Regions from separate parts of the Homo sapiens genome. Here region 2 is linked to region 1. Evidence: read pairs that join two places in POLR2A ChIA-PET (ENCODE). Cell type or tissue: GM12878. All regions are shown on one strand. Each heading gives the region's core, and the rest is flanking DNA. Links, peaks and the distances in the headings are about the cores only.

Region 1 (9,816 bases), core at 1,759-9,758:
CTAGTTCCCCCTCCTTCCCTTTAGTTGGAGAGAAAAGCAGCCAGGCCTGCGGTGAGTGAAGCTGTGAAGCCAGGTTCCTATAGCCTAAGGGCAGCTGTGTAAAACAACGTGGGGTTCCCTTAGATTAAATCTCTGCAACCTCTGTTCTTCTCTGCTGCCCTCAAGATAAATTCCAAACACTGTTTTTCCTCCTTAGAATTTCTTCAGGAATTCTCCTTTCTTTCCTTCTCATTTCTTTCCTCCCAAATTGAGCAGCTTTCTCTAGCTCAAAGGTTGTCAAAATTTTGGCTCTTATACTCTTTTAGGGAATTTTCAAAAGCTATATACCCTCTCACATAATTTTAAGTGGAACATACAGGTTAAGCAACCCTAATCTGAAAATCAAAAATCCTAAGTGTTGCAAAATCTGAAACTTTTTGAGTGCCAGTGTGATGTTACAGGTGGAAAATTTCACACCTGACCTTGTGTGACAGATCACAGCCAAAACATTGTTTTGTGCACACAATTATTAAAAATATTGTATAAAATTACCTTCAGGCTATATGTGTAAGATATATATGAACATAAATGAATTTCATCTTTAGACTTGGGTCCCATCCCCAAGATACTTCACTGTGTATATGCAAATGTTCCAAAATCCAAAGAGATGCAAAATCCAAAAACACTTCTGGTCCCAAGCATCTCAGGTAAAGGATACTCAACCTGTGTGATCTTGTTTATCATAGATTTTAAATGGTTACAATAGATTTGATTTCTCATGTATTGTAAACATTGTTAAAAATTCAACTATAATATCACTCTTTTAATGTATTCAGTGGAATCTAAATACCATTAGCAATTTGATACTGATTTTTTTAAAAAACGCAAATAATCTTCTCTAATGGTTGCAAATATAGCATTCCTTTTTTGAATTTCTACTTTATAGAATTTTCTTCTAATAATATATATTTATGCTTGAAAGTCTAGTTTTGATCTGTCGTTTTTTGTAACAAAATCTGTATCGAAATTAATTTTTAAAACATTTCCTCAGATATACCTCCAAAAAATTTAAAAAGACTAATTGATTTATCATTTTTATTGCACATTTGATTGACACTATACATGTATTACCAATTGAATATTATTAAACATAAACAGTAAAATTTACTGGAAATAAATTTCTGAGTGAGATGGACGAGGATATTTCAAGTTAGGGCATGTATAACTGATGGAAATGGAAAAAGTTTCATGTTGAACTTCCGAGTGATGTGCCCAGACCGCATAGTAATCTACAATTAGGTCATCTTTCAATTTAATTGAAAGCAAAGAATTTGAAACCAGTTGAGATGCAAGGCGTGCGTTGACAAAAACTCTCCCCTTGACCAAACTTTGGTTGGGATCCTCTGAGCCCTCTTCTCACTAGGCCTCCACCTTGCCCTCTGTGTCTGTCCTCAGTGGAGCTCAGTTTCAGCAAGAGTCCTGCCAAGTCATCCCCTCACGCTTAATATCTGATCACCTTAGGCTGTCTTCAGCAAGAATTCCTCCTTACTTCTACCCATCATGCCTCTCCTCTTAGCAATTTTGTATCCGTTGACCCCCTCACTCTGCTCCTTGGCTGTGAATTCACACTGATTTTGGTTGTATTTGGAGTTGAGGTCAGTCTGTCTTGCTGTTGTGATAGATTGACCCCTATTGCAATAGTCTTGAATAAAGCCTTACCATTTTTGACAAGTGTCAGAACAATTTCTCTTTAACAGTGTCACTACCAGTATTTTCAGTGGCCTTAGATTGGTACTTGAGAGAGTTTTTTAGTTCTGGACCAGCACATCCCAGTAAGACTAGAAATGGGAGGGAGGTGTGCCTTTCTTTGTAAAGGGAGAGAAGGGTGACTGTAAACGGGGAATTAGCACTGTCACTTGACCAGCATCCGGACCAGGGCCTGTGTCTCAGGCAGTCAGCTTTAGGAAAGCAGACCCATGGAGGTTGAAGGTTTGGAATTCGAGTCCTTTAGCAGTATGGAGGAGCGCCCTTGGAAAGCTTTCAGTATCTACAGAGACCTCCTTGCCATTCTCAGCGTTGGCTGTACATTAGAATGAGGTAGGGAGTTTCGAACAATTACCTGCACCTGGAGCCTAGTCATCTTTATTTTTTAACAGATGCACATTGCTTCTGATGCATAGATGAGGATCAGAAGTCTTCATCCAGTACAGCAGACTGAACCGACTACTGTGGGTCCTGAAGGCACCATACTTTCACTTCCTGTTTTCCCATTCCTTTGACTGCCGTTTCAACTCCCACCATACTTGAAGACCCTCAGGTGGTGTCATGGAAGGCTACTCTCATTGTCCACTTGGGTATGAGTTAAGTCCCCGACTTGGGCAAGCTACTCCCTAGGCAAGCTACTCCCACGTGCTCTGAGCTCAGATACTGTAATTGCTTGTTTGTTTTTTTTTTTTTTTGGAAGAGGGGAGCAGTCTGTGAATTCTTCTTCTTTTTTTTTTTTTTTTTTTCCAGACAGAGTTTTGCTCTGTCACCCAGGCTGGAGTGCAGTGGCATGATCTTGGCTCACTGCAACCTCCGCCTCCCCCTCTCCTGCCTTGGCCTCCTGAGTAGCTGGACATAAGGTGCCCACCAGCACGCCCACTTAATTTTTGTATTTTTAGTAGAGACGGGGTTTCACCATATTGGCTAGGCTGGTCTTGAACTCCTAACCTTGTGATCTGCCCGCCTTGGCCTCCCAGAGAGCTGGGACTACAGGTATGAGTCACCGTGCCCGGCCTGGTCTGTAAATTCTTTAGACCTTAAGCTCCTAGAGGACCTGTTTGTTCCAGAAGGGTTTGGCACAGTGAGGGGGATGGGCTTGGGAGCTTGGGTGTAGAGGTTAGGCTTTGGAAGGGGAGTGGGGATGTGAGGAAGGAGATGAGGAAGGAGGTCATCAAGAGGGAAGGTGCACATAGAGTTGAAGTTCAGTGGGGAAAGGTTGGTGACCTGGGTGGGATGTCAGGAACTTTGCGTTGAAGTAAGCCACAGAGATAAGCTGGGAAGGACCTGGGCCTCCAGGTCATGGTGAAGGTCGCACAGCGGTTGTGGTGAGGGTCCTGGGAAGCTGTGCATGTGCATCTCAGAGCATCCATGGTCGGGGTGCAGAGTGAGCATTTCGGGCAGTCTTGGATACAGCCAGCTGCCCTGACTGGCCCCCTAAGCAGCATGGAAGCAGGGAGGTAGAAGGGTGGCTGCCAGACTGGGGATTGACGCGGGATGGCAGTGCATCATGAGTGAGAGGATTTTGGGGAATTATTGTTATGATGGCTATGTTAGGGTCATTTCTTGAGTGTGTAAAATTAGAAGATGGTTGATGGATTGGAAAATGAACAAGGCATTTGGTAAAAAAGTAGAGGTTGACATGGGAGTGAGGTGAGGGTATGGGACAGGTGCAGAGAAGGGAGAGTGAGGCTACTGGCCTACTAGAGAAGAACTTGCTGTGACCTCTGTGTTCATTACCTGTTGTTGCTATAACAAGTGACTACAAACTTGGTGGCTTAAACCGATCCAGATTTATTATCTTCCCTCTCTGGAGGTCAGAAGTCCTAAATGGCTCTCAGTGGGCTCAATTCAAGAATGTCAGCAGGACCATGTTTCTTCTGGAGGCTCCAGGGAGGATTCATTTCCTGGCCTGTCCCAGCATCTAGGGACTGCCTGTGTTTCTTGGCTGGTGGTCCCTTCCTCCCCTTCAAAGCCAGCGATTCTGTGTCTTCTAATTTCTCTCATGCTTCTCTCTCTCTGTCACTGTAAAGACCCTTGAGATTACATTGGGCCCACCTGAATTACCCAGCATAATCTCCTCATTGTAAGATCCTTAACTTAATCACGTCTGCAAAGCCCCTTTTGCCACCTAAGGTGACATTCCCAGTTCTGTGGATTAGGACGATGACATCTTTGTGGGCAGGAGGTGGCATTACTTTGCTTGCCACAAGGTTGAAAAAAAATGTTGCTTAAAATGGATATTTTAGTGAAATCACTGTTGTAAAGGTTTTTTTTGTTTTCGTTTGTTGTTTGAGACAGAGCCTCACTCTTTTCCCCAGGCCGGAGTGCAGTGGCATGATCTTGGCTCACTACAACCTCTGCCTCCCAGGTTCAAGTGATTCTCCCGCCTCAGCCTCCCAAGTAGCGGGGACTACAGGCGTGCGCCACCATCCCCAGCTAATTTTTGTATTTTTAGTGGAGATGGGGTTTCACCATGTTGGCCAGGCTGGTCTGGAACTCCTGACCTCAGGTGATCGCCTGCCACGGCCTCGTGCGGTGCTGGGATTACAGGCATGAGACACTGCGCCTGGCCAGTAAAGGTTTTTATACTCCATTGCCACGTTCTGAGGTTCTTCTGTGGGGCTGACATGGGCAGTGGAGTGAATGAGAACTTGCCGGTTCCACTGCATGTGCCCTGGGTTGGGATGGAGTCATTAACATAGGTTGTAGGTCTGTTTTATGCTTTGAGTTCTTGGTGGAATGACTCAGGAAAAATATGTATTGGTTTTATTAATAGCTAGTCACCCCAGTGGAAGCTGAGATTCATCTCTGACTTTCTGAATTGCATGAGAAGTTAAATCGCAGATAGGGAGAAGGCTTTCTCTCATAATGAGAGCCTTGGACAAATTGAGATCACAGGTTACTTGATACAATTGATGCTTTTATCACTTCCTGGCAGAAAAGGAGCTGGACTTCAAAATCACGACATCTGGGCCCTGGTCAGCTGAGCCAGGCATTAGAGTCCTTCCACTGTGGTGGCCTGTTGGTCGGCCCAATGGCACGGTCAGCGGCTGCTCTCAGGGGCTTGCTAATGGGCAGTGCTCACCTTCCTCCATAAGATGGGAAGGGTAGGCATCCTAATTAGGAGTCTCTGGTCCCTTTCTGAGTGTCAGCATGACCTAGTGATGTATTCAGAGAAGCTGCCAAGAGTGGAAGTGGATTTATTTAGTGATGATTGTCACCACTAGAATCAGTACCTTTTTAAACTCCACCCTGTTTATCTGAATTCAGTTGTGTGTATGGTTCTTGTTTTGATGGATGGCTCAGGCTCCCATTGAAGCCATCAGAGGCTCCCTCTGATGATGAGGGAGCAGACTAAAAAACCGTTACTATCCACTGGATACTTAGTGACTTATATATAGCTCAAGTTGTTTGCAAAGCTTTGGGCACAAATAAAATTAATATAATTAGGTCTTCAGAAGGAAATGCAGGATGGTATTAAACTTTTCAGTGAGGCTATCTTGTCGCTAACCTTGAACACTGACCTTTCCTTTGCTTTCTTCTTTGGTTTTTAGCAACTCTGCGTTATTATTGCTGAAGAGGGCTCAGAACACTAAAATAGCTCTTTGTCAGTCAGCTTTACTAATGATAATGATGCCAGGGTTTGGTGTTCACCCTGTAGCCATGCTGTGTTTGAGGCTGTATGTAGTCTGAAGTTTTTACTCTGTCTTTTGGGTCTTTGTCTGCAAGGAGCCTGGGGTTGGACATGGATGGATGGGTGGGTGGATCTGGGAAGTGAAGAGACTTTACAGCACCTGACACAGCACAGTAGCCTCTGGACAGGGATGCCTGGGCTCTCTGGAGGCTGAGCAGAGATGATTGGAATTGGCATTAGCAGGGTGTCTCTGGGGTGGCAGGGTCCTCTCCCCGATTAAAGCATCATCTGTCACCCCTGCAGGTGTGCACACCTGAACAGGTTAGCAGGTGAGAAACACATTATTTGTATGAGTTTTCATTTAGTTGTCTGATGGAAGTTTAAGGAACATATTAAAAATATGAAGGATATTCTTTTTCTTAAAATTCATTCTTTTGTATTTAATTTTTTTTGACATACAACAAGCTGAACATAATTAATGTATACAGCTTGATGAGTTTGGAGATAAGCATGCACCTATGAAACCACCTCCACAATTTATGCCATAAGCCTCTAAAAGTTTCCTCCTGCTGTCTGGTTATTATTATTATTATTATTGTGTGTCATAAGGTCTACCCCTTAGCAGATTTCTAAGTACACAGTAGAGTAGTGTTAACTGCAGGACCTCTGTGGCACAGCAGCCCTCTAGGACTCACTGATTTGCATAACTGAAACTTTGTACTTTTTGACAAATACCTAATTTCCCCTCCTCCCAACCCCACGCAACGCCATTCCACCCTCTGTTGAAGGGTTTTCTTGTCTGTCTGTACTTGCAATGCCCCACAGAGTACTTACTAAACCGCATATTGATTAGAACGTCTTTGGCCCTCAGTGATAGGAAACCCAATTCAAGTAGTGCAGACTTGGAGGAAGTTCATTATCTGGCATGGTTAGGAGTCCTCCTGTTGGAGGCCCCGGGCCTGAGTTGTTCAGAGGCTCTACACACCCTCTCATTTGCTCCACCTTCCATTCTGCCATTCTCTGCGGACGGTCCTGCCCTTGTGGTTGTGTGTAGGTTGCAGCAGCTCCTTACAAAATGCAAATCAGTCAGCATCCAGCATGTCTTTCTTATGTATGTGTTTTGTTCTGTTGTGGCTGGGCAGAGTTACTTGGCCCCTTCCTTTTCCCATCCCCACAATATTCCAGTATTTTCTAATGGGGCACTCATTTTGGGTGGGGTTGGTGTTAGATGGGTCCTGAAGAATCGGAATTTTCAGATTGGAAGTCAAGCCAACGATTGAAATATAAACAGACATAAGAGCCTTCTTGCTAGCATATGGGGTTTTTTTAAGTCCTTTTTTTTTTTTTGAAACATCTTATGTTTGAGTATTTTTTTAAAACTTTCCAACCTTATTTTATTTCTCCAGATGATGGTGGCAATGTGATAACCAGCACTTAGCAGGTGCTTGTTGTGTGGCAGCATTGTTTTAAGTAAGCACATGGTGTTTCATCTGTGCAGCCTTCCCACCCCTGCCCCAGGCTCCGTGCTGCCCTCCTGTCCATTTTGCAGATGAGTGGACTGTGGCTCAGGAGACTGGGGCTTTCTCAAGATTTTCTGCAGTCGGACCTAGCATTCAAACCTCAGCAGATTGACTTGCCAACCTAAAATAATGAAAGGGGTCAGAATATGATTTAAAGAGCATTTAAATAAGTACAAAGTGTGAGGTAGGCCACCCAGAAACACCAACTCCGAAGAAATGGAGTCAGTTTTCCGAAGTAGGAAGTGAAGGCTTCATTTATGTGGGCTGAGACAGTGGAGTTTTTAGCAGGATTACAACATTATTCATACAAGGTTGGTGTGTATGTTATAGCAATTTGATTGGCTCTAGGTGATGTTTCTTTTTGGGGAGGGGATATTTAACATTTTCTTAACAGAGGGTGTAATAGTCCTGGGTTTTCTTTCACCTGGTCTAAGCGAAGCAGGGCAATGAAGGGGGAGTTAATCTACAACAAGGGTCATTAATTCAGAGGGCGGGAGGCTTTTGACCCTGACATGGTTTCCCTTTAGTCAATGTACAGAGCAAGAAAAAGAAGAAAATGAGTTATCTATAATCTGAGAAACATAAATTGTAACCATATGTGACTCAGATCACAGTCACATTTCTCTCAAAGCTTGAAGTGTTTTGGGGGGGGGTTCCAACAGCTTTTAGGTTTATTTGTTTTCACAGACTTCAGAGTATGTTCTTAAAGCCCCAATGTGTGAAGTTTATATAATCATAGCATTTTTCTCTTTGAGGTTCCATCATGGCCTGTCGTGGAGGGAGTTCCTGTTGCTGGTTCACGTTATGCATTTTGGTTATTAAGAGACTGAGAAACTCCATCATGTTATCCTAAGTAATGTGTCTTTATTATAAATAGAATGTGGAAATTTGGAAGATGAGAATTTTGGCTCATGGAATCCAGAAGTGGATGAACAGGTTTGCGAACTGGAGGATGGCTTAGAAAGGAACTGGCAAGGCTCACTGTGGCCTTGAGACCTGGTGGAATGAGTCAGGGTCATTGTCCTGCTGGGCTGAACCCCTGTCTCTCCCACCTCCTCCTGCCTTGCTAGGTAGCCTGCACTCACCCAGTCCTTTGTGGCAGGCTGGGCTCAGAAGGTCTCAGAGGAAGCTCAGCAGGTGGCTGGGAGAGAGCAGAGGCTGCCCTTAGGGACACTAGGTGAGTGCAGCAGCTTTCTGTTTCATACATTGAGTGCTTGGGGCCCCTCATAGGTAAGCAGCAGAGGGGCTTCCAGCACATACCCATGTTCTCATTATCATATACAGGTTATTAGAGAGGCGAAATCTACGGGGAAACATCTTAGAACACATGGAAAAGAAAACAAGTGAGTTTTGCTGATGGCTATTGGGGTTATTCATTCGTTTATATTTATTTGCTTTGTGCTGTGTTCATCAGCAGAGCTCACTGAAGGGAGTCCAGCATAAGCAGTCTCTATGATACTGCAGTCCCCGAAAGGTTTTTGTAAGCAGGAACTATGTGAGCAAAATTTAGTTTATTGTTTCAAAATTCTCATAAAGAATTATGTTCCCAGCAGAGCCTCCTGCTGTGTCAGTGGTAATTGATGACTACTACCGTTTTCAATAATAATGAGGTATGCACTAGCGAAATGAAGAGGAGCCCATGCCTGAGGAGCTCTTGATACTTAGGAAAAGGAGAAGGGCTGCTTAGAACAATACCCTGGACCCAAATGGCATGACCACTAAGAGCTGGATCTTATCTGGCACCTAAAAGGTGCTGGGCAGTGTCCTAGTGGTTACCCCCACTGTGTCCCTCATGGTAGCCCTGGAAGCTACATGTTGCCGCTCATTTTACAGATTCACAAAGTGAGGTTGAGAAGTTAAGGGATTTAGCAAAGGTCATCTGTGCGGTGAAAAGAGGCAGTAGTTGTTCTTTCCAGCTTTCACATGTGCGGAAATGGTAGTGCTGAAAGTGAGCGATTGTCATGCAGTCTGCTTCCCTGGGGCCAGCGATTGAGCTGGGGGGTGGTCGGGAGGGCAAGCTGTCCATGCAGAGCACCCTCCCTCTCCTGTCGCTTCCCCCTTCAGGCTTTGGTCCCTGTCCTATGCTTTGCTTCCATCTCTCCTTTTCCCTCCACTACTTCTCCAAGTTCTACAGGCAGATTGGAAATTTATTTTAAGACTGGTTCCTTTTTAAAAAGTATATTTCTCTATGTAACTTAAGTTTCTGATGGATTTTTCTTGTGGCCTAGAGGCATGATTCATTGTAGTGGTTTAATTTGTAAACAGCACCTTTCACCTGATTTTCTCCTTCGGGAGATGCGGCAAAAAGCAGCCACCTTGGAAGCTTTCCTTCTCCATTCCCAGACCCTCATCTCAGCCTCAGATGCTGATGTCTCCTGCGCTTGGGTGAGGTCTTCCTCCTCTCCTCATTCTGCGAAAAATCCTGGGGAATCTCATCTACATCTAAATCTTCAATGACAGTTGTTTATGTGAATGTCTCCAAAATCTATATTTCTGGTCCAAGAATTCCCTGCTGAGCTCCAGCCCCTATCGACCCAGTTGTCTAACAGAGACCTCCTCCAGGGTGGCCCAGAGGCCTCAGACAGTGTATCTGAAGCAGAGCTCACCCTTTCCCCAAAGCTCCGCCCATTGGTTCTGTGTCAGTCCATGGCACTGCCTCCCATCCAGGACAGTGCTCCAGAAACCTCACCATCCCTACATCCTCGGCAACCCAAGTTCTGCAATTTTTTACTCAAAGTTTCTAGAATGTGCCTCTCCCAGGCCCCGTTTTCTCTATTCCTGACTCAGTCCAGGCCATTTTCCTCGTGTACAGTCCTTGGGATGTTTCTTCTCCATTCTGCCCATGTGAGCTTTTGAAACCTTTGTCTGATCTGTTACTTTTCTTCTTGAAATCCACTAATGGTACCCTATTGGCCTATG
Region 2 (9,816 bases), core at 1,195-9,194, 79 kb after region 1:
ATTACAGGGTCACAGAATCCCAGGGCTAATCCTAAAAAAACAAACAAAAAGAAGCCCTGCACAGTTTTAAAATGTTTCCAGTAATTATGTTTCTGGGAGCAGTGCTGGTTTTGTTGTGCTGAGACTGTCTTGCATGCTGTGGGCTGACGTGGGCTTGTGCTGTTGACAGCAGGAGAAGGTGCGTACTGGATTCATGTCCCGGGGCTGCCCTCACAAAGTACTACACAGACTGGTGGCTTAAAACAGCAAGAACGTGTCTTCCCCCAGTTCTAGAGGCCAGAAGTCGGTGTGTCAGTAGGGTGGGTTGCTTTGGGAGACTCTGAGGGAGTATGAACGCATACTTGTTCACAGTATTCTAAACGTCTTTTACAGTAACCATTGTCTTTGTAGTTATTTCTCTCTCCATTCTATTTCTGGGATGCCTTTTCTCTCTCTTTTTTGTTAATTAGCTTTGCTACATGTTCATTATATTACTTCAAAGAAAAAATGTCAAAAGAATCTCAAGGCTGGATGGGATTCTCAAGGGCACCCATCCCAAGCTCACCCCGTGCGAATAATCTCCTTACTCCACACCCAGCTGGCTGGCACAGAGACCACTCCACTGAGGACATGGTGCTGTCCTCAGCAGCTCCAGCCTGCACTGCTGCTCACCCCCACCCCCCAGCGACTGTAGGTTGGAGAAGTGCGTGATGAGATCATAAAGGAAAGCACCTGTGCTTCTCTAGGTTCAGTGAAGAAAGACTGGCAAGGGGGTGGAAGGAGGCTCACGAGGATGAATCTCCACAAAGTCAAGTCTGATGTGTTTGACAGTTCCTGGGATGTCTCTACAGTAGCTCCTCTTGAAATCTAAAGCAACATGTCCACATTCTAAACCACTTTCAAAGATAGTAATAAAAGTTAAAAAGTTGGGGGAGGTCAGGGAAACAGACTAGATAAGAAACAGCAAGGAAACAAAAACAAAACATGGCAGAGGAAGATCATCCACAGTCTATATTATGGCAGTGAAGAGGAATGTGTTAACACTCCTCTGTAAGAAGAAAAAGATGGCTGGGTGCGGTGGCTCTCGCCGGTAATCCCAGCACTTTGGGGAGGCTGAGGCAGGTGGATCACCTGAGGTCAGGAGTTTGAGACCAGCCTGACCGATATGATGAAACCCTGTCTCTACTAAAAATACAAAAATTAGCCAGGCATGGTGGCATGTGCCTGTAATCCCAGCTACTCGGGAGGCTGAGACAGGAGAATTGCTTGAACCCAGGAGGCGGAGGTTGCAATGATCTGATCGCACTGTTGCCCTCCAAGGCAACAAGAGCGAAATTCCATCTCAAAAAAAAGAAAAAAGAAAAAAGGACCAACATGTTGTGTTAAAATCAACATCCAAGTATATTCTGCTTTAATGAGAGAGGCTAAAGAGCATGACATGGGAAAGTAACAGAATTCACCAGGAGGGATTAGCAAAGAAGGGGCGGGGTCAAAGGTGACTTGAGAGCCACATAGGAGAGCTTTTGGAGAGAATCATAAACCTAAGCAAAGGAACCCGAGAGAGAGCTGTAAGAGGCACTGCCCTATTTGGCCAGGGTGGGGCATTGGGATGGTGAGGACAGAGCAGGGATGGGGTCCTTCCTGGGCCCAGAGTTCATGGAACTTACTGAAGGGTTGAGTGAAGGGAAGGACCTACCCTTCATGACTCAGATTCCCCCTCTGTAATGAGGGATGATAATCATAACATGTTATCAGGATCCATAGACACTTATCAACTGCCTCGCACCTGCTGGTCAAATTACAGCCTGAAGACATGCATGGTCCCTGGAGCCTGTTAGAAATGCAGGCTCTCCCTCACCCCAGCGCCACCCAGAGCCGCTGAGTCAGGGTCTGTATTTCAGCAAGGTGAATGATGAAATAGGTGATGCAGGATGCCCCCTGCACTGAGAAGCGCTACAGGTTTGATGAAGACACAAGCATTGAAGGATGGGCTGTGCTGGCCACAGTCATACAAGTTCAGCATTAAGAATAGCGTGAGCACCTGTGAACTCTGCAGAGCCGGAGTGAAAGTTAGTGCTCGTCTCTTGGAATAACATGACTGCTTTTACTCTAATTTCTGGCAGATGCTTGAGGATCTGCTCTGTGTAATGCACTGGAATTCTCTTTATTAACACAGTTATTTTTGCTTTTGTTTTTAAAAAATCAGCAGCAGCAAGCAAAACCGTTGTCTTCACTCAGCTTCTGATTTATACAGCTAGGAAAGAAAAAGTGAAAACTTAGTGTGGGGGTTTCATTTTCTACTTAATCTTGCTCACTAAGTTTGTCTGTGCCTTTTCTTGTGGGACATTAGGGCCCCAATGTCTTAAAGCAATGTTCACATGCATCTCAGCTGTGTTTCAAGTGTATGGTCTCTGTAAACCCTAACAGGTCGGCCTGAAGGCTGGGTGCCTAATACCCACATGTTTTTAACTCCCTTCCTCCTCTTGGCCGGACGCGGTGGCTCACGCCTGTAATCCCAGCACTTTGGGAGGCTGAGGCAGGCGGATCATGAGGTCAGGAGATCGAGACCGCCCTACCTCCCTGACTAACACGGTGAATCCCCATCTCTACTAAAAATACAAAAAAAAAAAAAAAAAAAAAATTAGCCAGGTGTGGTGGTGGGTGCCTGTAGTCCCAGCTACTCGGGAGGCAGAGCTTGCAGTGAGCCTAGATAGCGCCACTGCACTCCAGCCTGAGGGAAAGAGTGAGACTCCGTCTCAAAAAAAAAAAAAAAAAATACCTCCCTTCTTCCTCTCTTCCCCAAAAGGCAGTAGCAGGAGGTTCTTTTTTGTAATGGATAATGTATGTACCTCAAGAGGAAATGTACAGCGTTATACAGTGGAAGAAGAAATATACAGTCTGCAGTCCAATTCCCTTCCTCCCGCTTATCAGTTTTTTTTTGCGTGTTCTTTGAGAAATATTCCATAGATTTACTAATATATGCATATGAAAAGGAAGTCCTTTTAATACTGATAAAAATCACCTTTTATAAAAGGTGAAGATACAATAGTCATGTCTTAATTTTCAAAGTATGTAAAACAAAAATGTAAAAATATGACAGAGTGATGGAAACTGTAGGAGTGTCAATGCATTGCTATTAATCTGATCAAAATGTAAAAATAAATGGAACATTTGAAAGAAGCGCTTAGATTTTGTACTACAAAGGTGTCCGAATACGTTTGTAGAAGTAGAAGCTGCATACCTCCGGATACTAGGGGCTTTGTTTCAAACTTCGTGCTTCTGTGGCGATTTTCGGAAAGTTGCTCAGTTCTCTGAGCCTCAAGCCCCTGAAGCTGGGATCCTAAGAGTACTTCCTTCGTGTCCCCTGCTGAGCACAGGGCCGGAGAGTCAGCACTCACTGAGGGGCAGTAGTTACTACTCCCAGTAGGACACCTGCAGTTTGTAGATGTCTGTAAATGAACAAATGCATGCTCTGCACCCACTTGGAAATAAAAGACTAGTCCCATAAATGATGTATTGAGTCAAAAAGGTGGGAGTGGAGGACCCTGCAGTGCTGGTTCTTTCCTCCGCCCTCTTTCCAGGCCCCACCTCTGTTCTTCCAGGGCTCCAGCCAGGAGCCTTGAGGCCAGTTGGCCTTTTCTCTCGACACCACCCTGGCTGCTACCACCCTTTATTCAGACTCTGATGAGAGCCTCCCTGGTGGTTCTCTTGCTGCCTCTTGCTTCCAGCAAGGCAGCCAGAGTCACAGCAGGAGCCAGGGCTTGTGCTCCCAACACTCTCATGGGCCCACTGTGCCACAGAAGCACTTTGAGAGGCCAAGGAGGCCCTCTCTTCTCTCAGCACCCCTCCTGGCTGCCCAGCGGGCTCTGGCCTCTCCTGTGGCCCCTCCTGGCTCACTCCCCTGCTGCCACTCACTGGCCTGTGACTTGTCCTGAGACCCTCCAGACAGCCATTCCTCTGCCTAAAAGTCTCTTTCTCCATGGACACGCCCAGGTACACGGCACGCTCCTCCAGTACCTGCTGCCTGCCCCTTCTGCCCAACAGTTCCATTTCCTTGAGGTCCTTCACCTCCTCATGAGGCCTGCAGACACAAGGAAGAATGGCACTGCCCTTCCCCCTCCCCTGTTGGCTTTTCATTTTTCAATTTTCCTGCTTTATTTTCATCTTTAGCACTTATCACCAACTAACCTATTTTTCTTACCTTGCTCATTGTCTCTCTAAACTGCAAGTAACGTGAGAACTGAGATTTTCAGTTTTTGTCATTGTTACATCCTCAGTGCCCAGAACAGTGCTGGCACTCAGTGAGAATTCAGTCTTTGTTGAACACACAAATGGACATAGGCATCAGTGAAAGGAATGCAACAGCATATGCAGTACATGTTCAGCCAATTTTTAGAGGTATTAATAGATTCATAGCTTTATTCTGTTAAAAGTTTATGAAAAAGCAAATGAACTGAGCTCTCCTCAAAAGAGGCTCAGAAATTAATAAAGTCACAGAAATATATAAAGAGTGGGTAAAATTAAGCCTGGGAAGTAGAGATGGGAGAAATTATAAATGAAATACAAATTAATTGTAAAAATCAGAAAAATATAATTATAAATCTAAGTTAGCAGTTGATAAAAAGCAATAGAGCAAATCACATTGCTTGTTCCCCTCCTGATAAATCTAATCAATAAAGGAGAAGAACACAAAAATAAAAGCATAAATTAAAACACTACAGATTCAAAGGAGTTGAAAATCACAAGGAAGTATTCATGAATTGGAAAATCTGGTAAGATGGCAAAGTGCGTAAGTACTTTATGATACCAAAGTGCGTAAAGACATTGAAAATTTCAATAACTCAAAAAGCAAGCAAGAGCTTGAAGACATTTTCAAAGAATTATCTCCCAGAATGTCTTTAAGTTCATATGGCTTTTTTGAAACTTTTAAGAAACAATTCATTTTAATGAATGTATCAATTACTGCAAATCATAGGAATGCTACGTATTCATGTTGTAAAGTTAGTATAACTTGGGAATAAACACCAAAATAAAATTATATCGAATCATATTTAGGAAACTGAATTAAGCAATGTGTCAAAATAGTAAACCATCATAACCAACCATGATCTTCTTAACAAAAGATCGTTTTATTTTAGGCACGCAATTAACATTGTAAGTTATATCAGAAAGCAATGATTGTCTCAGTAGGTGCTGAAGAGGCTGTCAGCACAATTTGATATATATTCCTTATCAAAACTCTCTCAAAACTAGCCATGTAAGGCCTTTTATTAATGTAATAAAGACCTCATGTAAATTCCTGGGTTCCAGGCTCAAGCCTTCCACTGTGTGCTCCATGTTACCAGCTATGCCTTTTGAACGGGAGATGTTGCATAAATAATTGTTGAGTATGCACTTTAGATTCTTTGCTAACATCACATTTGGTGAAACTATAAAATAATTCCCATGAAAATTGGATTGCTTAATATCATAACTGATATTTAATAATATTTAATATTGCTCTAAAATTTCTGGCTAAAATGAAAATATTCAACCATCAGGAAGGAGAAACAAAACTATTACTGTTTGTAAACAGTTTATCATCAGTACTTACCTAAAAATCCTGGAGAATGAGCTCAGAAATATTTCTAAGAGTTGAGACAGTTTAGCAAAATGAACAGATACAACCTCAAACCAAACCAAACTAGAAAGCTCAGAGGACACAGAAATGCCAGTACTGAGCTGGCAACACCTCTGTTGTTTGTGAAAATGTTCTCTGGAACACATGGACACAGGAAGGGGAACATCACATTCTGGGGACTGTTGTGGGGTGGGGGGATGGGGGAGGGATAGCGTTAGGAGATATACCTAACGCTAAATGACGAGTTAATGGGTGCAGCACACCAGCATGGCACACGTATACATATGTAACTAACCTGCACATTGTGCACATGTACCCTAAAACTTAAAGTATAATAATAAAAAAAAAAAAAAGAAAATGTTCTCTGGAAGAGGTAGTTCAAGGCTTTTGGCTACAAGTAACACATACCTCAATTCAGCCAGCTTCAAAAATAAGAAAGAATTGTCTCTTACGATAGAAAGTCACATAGAGGAAGGGCCATGGTTTAACTGCATGGCTCAGCAGCATCCTCGGGCCGGGCTCCTTCCATGGGCCCCTGCTGCCCCCCTCAGCTCTTCCCCCTCCAACTCTCCTTCCTGGCTGAGAGAGGTCCGCCTGGGTCCTCACAGATGCAACAGTGTCCACTGGAAGGAGAGTCCCTTGAGCACATTGTGTAATTTATTTGGACTTCCGCTTTTGAATCTGTAAAATTGAAATAGTGTGTATCTCATAGCATTCCTCGGTGGCTAGAATGACAGGCTGTATGTGAGATACATGAATCTGTGAGGAAAATGCACTTAGCATGTCATGGGACCCTGAGGTCCTGGTTCTATTCCATGCTTCCTGCACTGAGAGGTACTTGGTTGGAGGCAGGCAATCTGAATGCTCTCCCCAACATCCGGTCAGTTCTCATTTATCTTGGTCTTTCATTTTCCCTCACCCATTTTTTTGTTTCTCCCTTTCAGTTTGCAAACCATTCTCCTTGGGAGAGAATACCATTTAAGGTAGTTTCTTTTGCTATTTGTTTTATTTCTTAATCTTCTTTATTCTCTGTGCACATGCAAAGCCCCCTTTTTTGGCTAGAGTCATTGCTTCAAGCTGCAGCTCCCTTGGGCTTTTTTTTCCTGACTTCATTCTGTATTTGCTCCTGGTAATAATCTCATTTTGTAATTTTGCTCTTTAGTCACAGGGCTTCATTTGGGACACTCACATTTTTGTTCTCTTTGTGATTATTTGTGATTAAGGAGTTGAGGTTATGACTTTAAGGTGCTTTTGATTCCAGAGCCATGTGCCATATAATCATCTGTGGTTTGTGGGAATGTCTTTGCCGTGATCTCTCTGAAGTCTGTGGGCACATTCCAGACCGTGCTGGTCTTCTGTCCGCAGGCTTCATGCAGAGAATGAAGTGTCCTTGCTTTCTCTTTCCTAAATGAGTCTCTGCCTCTGTGAGAACTGGGTCCACCTTCTCTCGGTTGCTCTTCTTTGTGGGAGCCTGAATGGTAAGCATGGCCAGCGTCCTGTGAGGAGTTGTAGCCAAATGAGCAGAAGCTGAGCAGCTGTCTGGGTGGGTGCGGCCTCTGCATGCTGCTTCCGCGGCCGCGCTGCCTCCACCTGGCCGGGGTCCCTCAGCTACTCACATGAGGCTCCAGCATCCGGCCCTGCTGCCCTTTAACCTCAACTGTAGCCTCTCCAGCGTGGTCACCAATTTTTTAACCTAAGGGTTCATGTTCTTGACAAGTACACAGTTTATTCATTTTCTATCCGTTCTCTTTTATATTCCAAATACCTCTCCATCTCCATGTTCAAATATTTCAATCCCGTCCCACCAGTTCCTGGTAGGATCCATCACTGTGTCTATGAACACGAAGATACCGATTAGACTGGATGCAGGTGCTGGTGTTTCTGGTTCTGCAGCGTGAGTGGCCACATTGCAAACATAGCCTGGCTGCCTCTCTTCTACAAAGACCACACTCCCGCCCCTCCCTCACCTGCAGCAGGGGGTTGGGATCCTCCCCTCGACAGGAGCCACGGCCTTGGCACAGGCTTGCTGAGTGGGGCAGCCAGTCACTCCTGTCATATCAGAAACAGGTGTGTCTCAGGAAACCCATGCACACCCAGCACAATCTGGCAGCGCCAAAGTCCAGATCCAAGTCGCCACTCGTCCCCCCTTCAGTCACTCCTCCCGTGTATTTATGGAACGTCTGCCACATGCAAGGTGCCGTTCTGGGCTCTCAGGGAACCAGGGTGAGTGATGCTCTGTCCTCGTGTTCAGAAGGCTCAGAAAATCATACCATACTAGGCAACTGCTGCATACTCATGGACGTGCCTTGTTCTGGGTACCAGAGGACAGGGGTGCCTGCTCAGCTGGGAAGGCAGTGACAGGCAGCAAGAGGGGGCTGCCTGGTGATTCTGAGCTGAGACTGAAAGATACATGGCAATTAGCCAGACCAGAGGCTAGGAGGTGCCTGGCATGAGGTGGTCACAGGCATTCCAGGAGACACGGTTTGCATGGTGAAAGCCTGGGATATGTTATCTAGTGAGGGCCCAGAGAGGGCAGACCGGATCCAGGCAGTGTGGTTACTGCTGGAGATGGAGAATAGGGCAGGCGGTGAGACACAAGGCTCTGAAGTGGGCAGGAGCCCATCATAGCAGGCCCTGTCCCTCTGGAGAGCCCACCGTCCCATGAGTGATTGGTGGGGAGGAATGTAGGGCCAAGCCTGCCACAGCTTGGGTGGCAGGAACGAGCTCTGCCCCTGGTGCCCTGTGTTGAGGCTCCTGCCCATGGCTGGAGGAGCAGCTGGGCCAGAGGGGACAGAGCAGGGAAGCCAGGGCATGGCTGGAGAGGAGGAGAGGTGAGACCAGAGACCCACGTGCCCTGAGTTTGGAGGGGCTGACTAAAATGGTGTGGGGATCCTGGTGTAACTGGAACGCTGTCAGGAGTCAGGCCCCTGGGCCCCTGGCCTCTGTCCCTCCTGGGCCACATACTCTGTCAGCTGCCTCTCCTTCTCCCTGCATTTCCACCCCTCCCTCTGCGGCCTGCCGGACTCTTTTGCATCCCCAGGAAAGATTGGCCCAGCCCCCCCGCCCACCCCCCCGACACGCCACTGGCCAGTCAGCTGGGCTAGAGAGGTGGCAGGTCCTGCTAAGAATACAGGCTGCCTGGCCATCCCCCTGGCACCCGTGGGGCTGGGCCAGCTCACTGAGAAGGGGTGATTGTCAGTTAACATCACAGCGTGTCCTCCCAGTCTTTGCTGAGCCTGGAGCTCCCTTTCAAACCATGCCAAGACTCCCACTGAGGAGGAGATGATGACGTTCAAAGTAAAATGACTCCAGCATTGTCCAGAGACAGATGACATGCCAAGGGTGTGAGTGCAGCCCGGCTGGGAGGCTGGCTGTGGTGGCCTTTAATTCTTAGACGGCGCTCCACACGGGCCCGTGATGCCCCCAGTCTCCTGTGGCTCTCCCATCCCACCCTTGCCTGAACTTCTTCCCCCACTTCACCATCCTGTTTCAAGAGACGCCTGTCATCATAGGGAGAGTCTGACTTTCTGGTTCACTACTGGGTTCAAGTCCTGGTGCTGCTCTAGCGGTAGCGTGACCTTGGTGAGGCACTCACTCTGGCAGAGCCTCTGTTCTCCCACCCAATCCCCATCCCATGCCATTCCCCACCGTGCACACACGGCACAGGCTGGCCTGATGAACACTGGTGACGTGAGGGGCAGCCATGGTTTTACTCACCTCTCCTTACCCTTTCTACCCCATCTTGTGGAGAAAGTCTTTCTGCAACCCCAGCCTCTTCCTAGAATGTTTTGTGTGTTTTCTTTAACCCAACCATCAACCACAAACCAGAACTGAAGGGCTCCTCCCAGGGCACACCCTGTGTAGGGAAGGGAGGGGTGGTGGAGTCCCCTTGCTCCTGGCTGTCACCTCTGTGCAGATTGTCCCCACCACACCGAATCCTGCACCAGTGGGCCTGTCGCTCCTTGTCACTATTTTGGCTCCCATCTGTGACTGTAACGCACTGCTCCCTTCGTCCTTGAGGCTTTTGGTCAGTTCTCCTGTTGCCCTTTCCCACATCCCTGTCAGCAAATGAATCACCTGGACCTGCTTCGCCCGGCAGTGGAGGCTGCCGGCCATGTTCACCCACCGCTCCGCCAAACCTGTGGTGGCCGAGTCCCTTGCTGTGCTTTTCAGGGCCACACCCCACATGGCTCTGCCCACTCGGCCCACTGTCTCGG

Evidence for each region. ChIA-PET counts read pairs that join two places held together with the same protein. Peaks named below come from ENCODE experiments on the same cell type or tissue, not always from the same donor. Only the 100,000 strongest peaks of a DNase experiment are listed, where the experiment ranks them.
Region 2: POLR2A ChIA-PET joins it to region 1 with 5 read pairs; 4 of 35 experiments call an interaction of 5 or more read pairs at or near these places.

What each region holds. Positions count from the first base shown.
Region 1 is chr7:55,554,371-55,564,186 of GRCh38, reverse strand. All of the region lies in intron 1 of VOPP1 (VOPP1 WW domain binding protein), which reads left to right. Among named protein-coding and RNA genes, the nearest start is that of VOPP1, 13 kb to the left of the region's middle. RefSeq lists enhancers at 2,136-2,185, 2,216-2,275, 2,356-2,405, 8,410-9,356. In GM12878, for the core only: no CTCF peak of the experiment used is centred there; DNase peaks (open chromatin) are centred at 6,126 and 6,206; H3K4me3 peaks cover 4,383 bases; H3K27ac peaks cover 7,059 bases.
Region 2 is chr7:55,475,287-55,485,102 of GRCh38, reverse strand. All of the region lies in intron 4 of VOPP1 (VOPP1 WW domain binding protein), which reads left to right. Among named protein-coding and RNA genes, the nearest start is that of VOPP1, 92 kb to the left of the region's middle. RefSeq lists an enhancer at 6,645-7,195. In GM12878, for the core only: no CTCF peak of the experiment used is centred there; a DNase peak (open chromatin) is centred at 4,212; H3K27ac peaks cover 367 bases.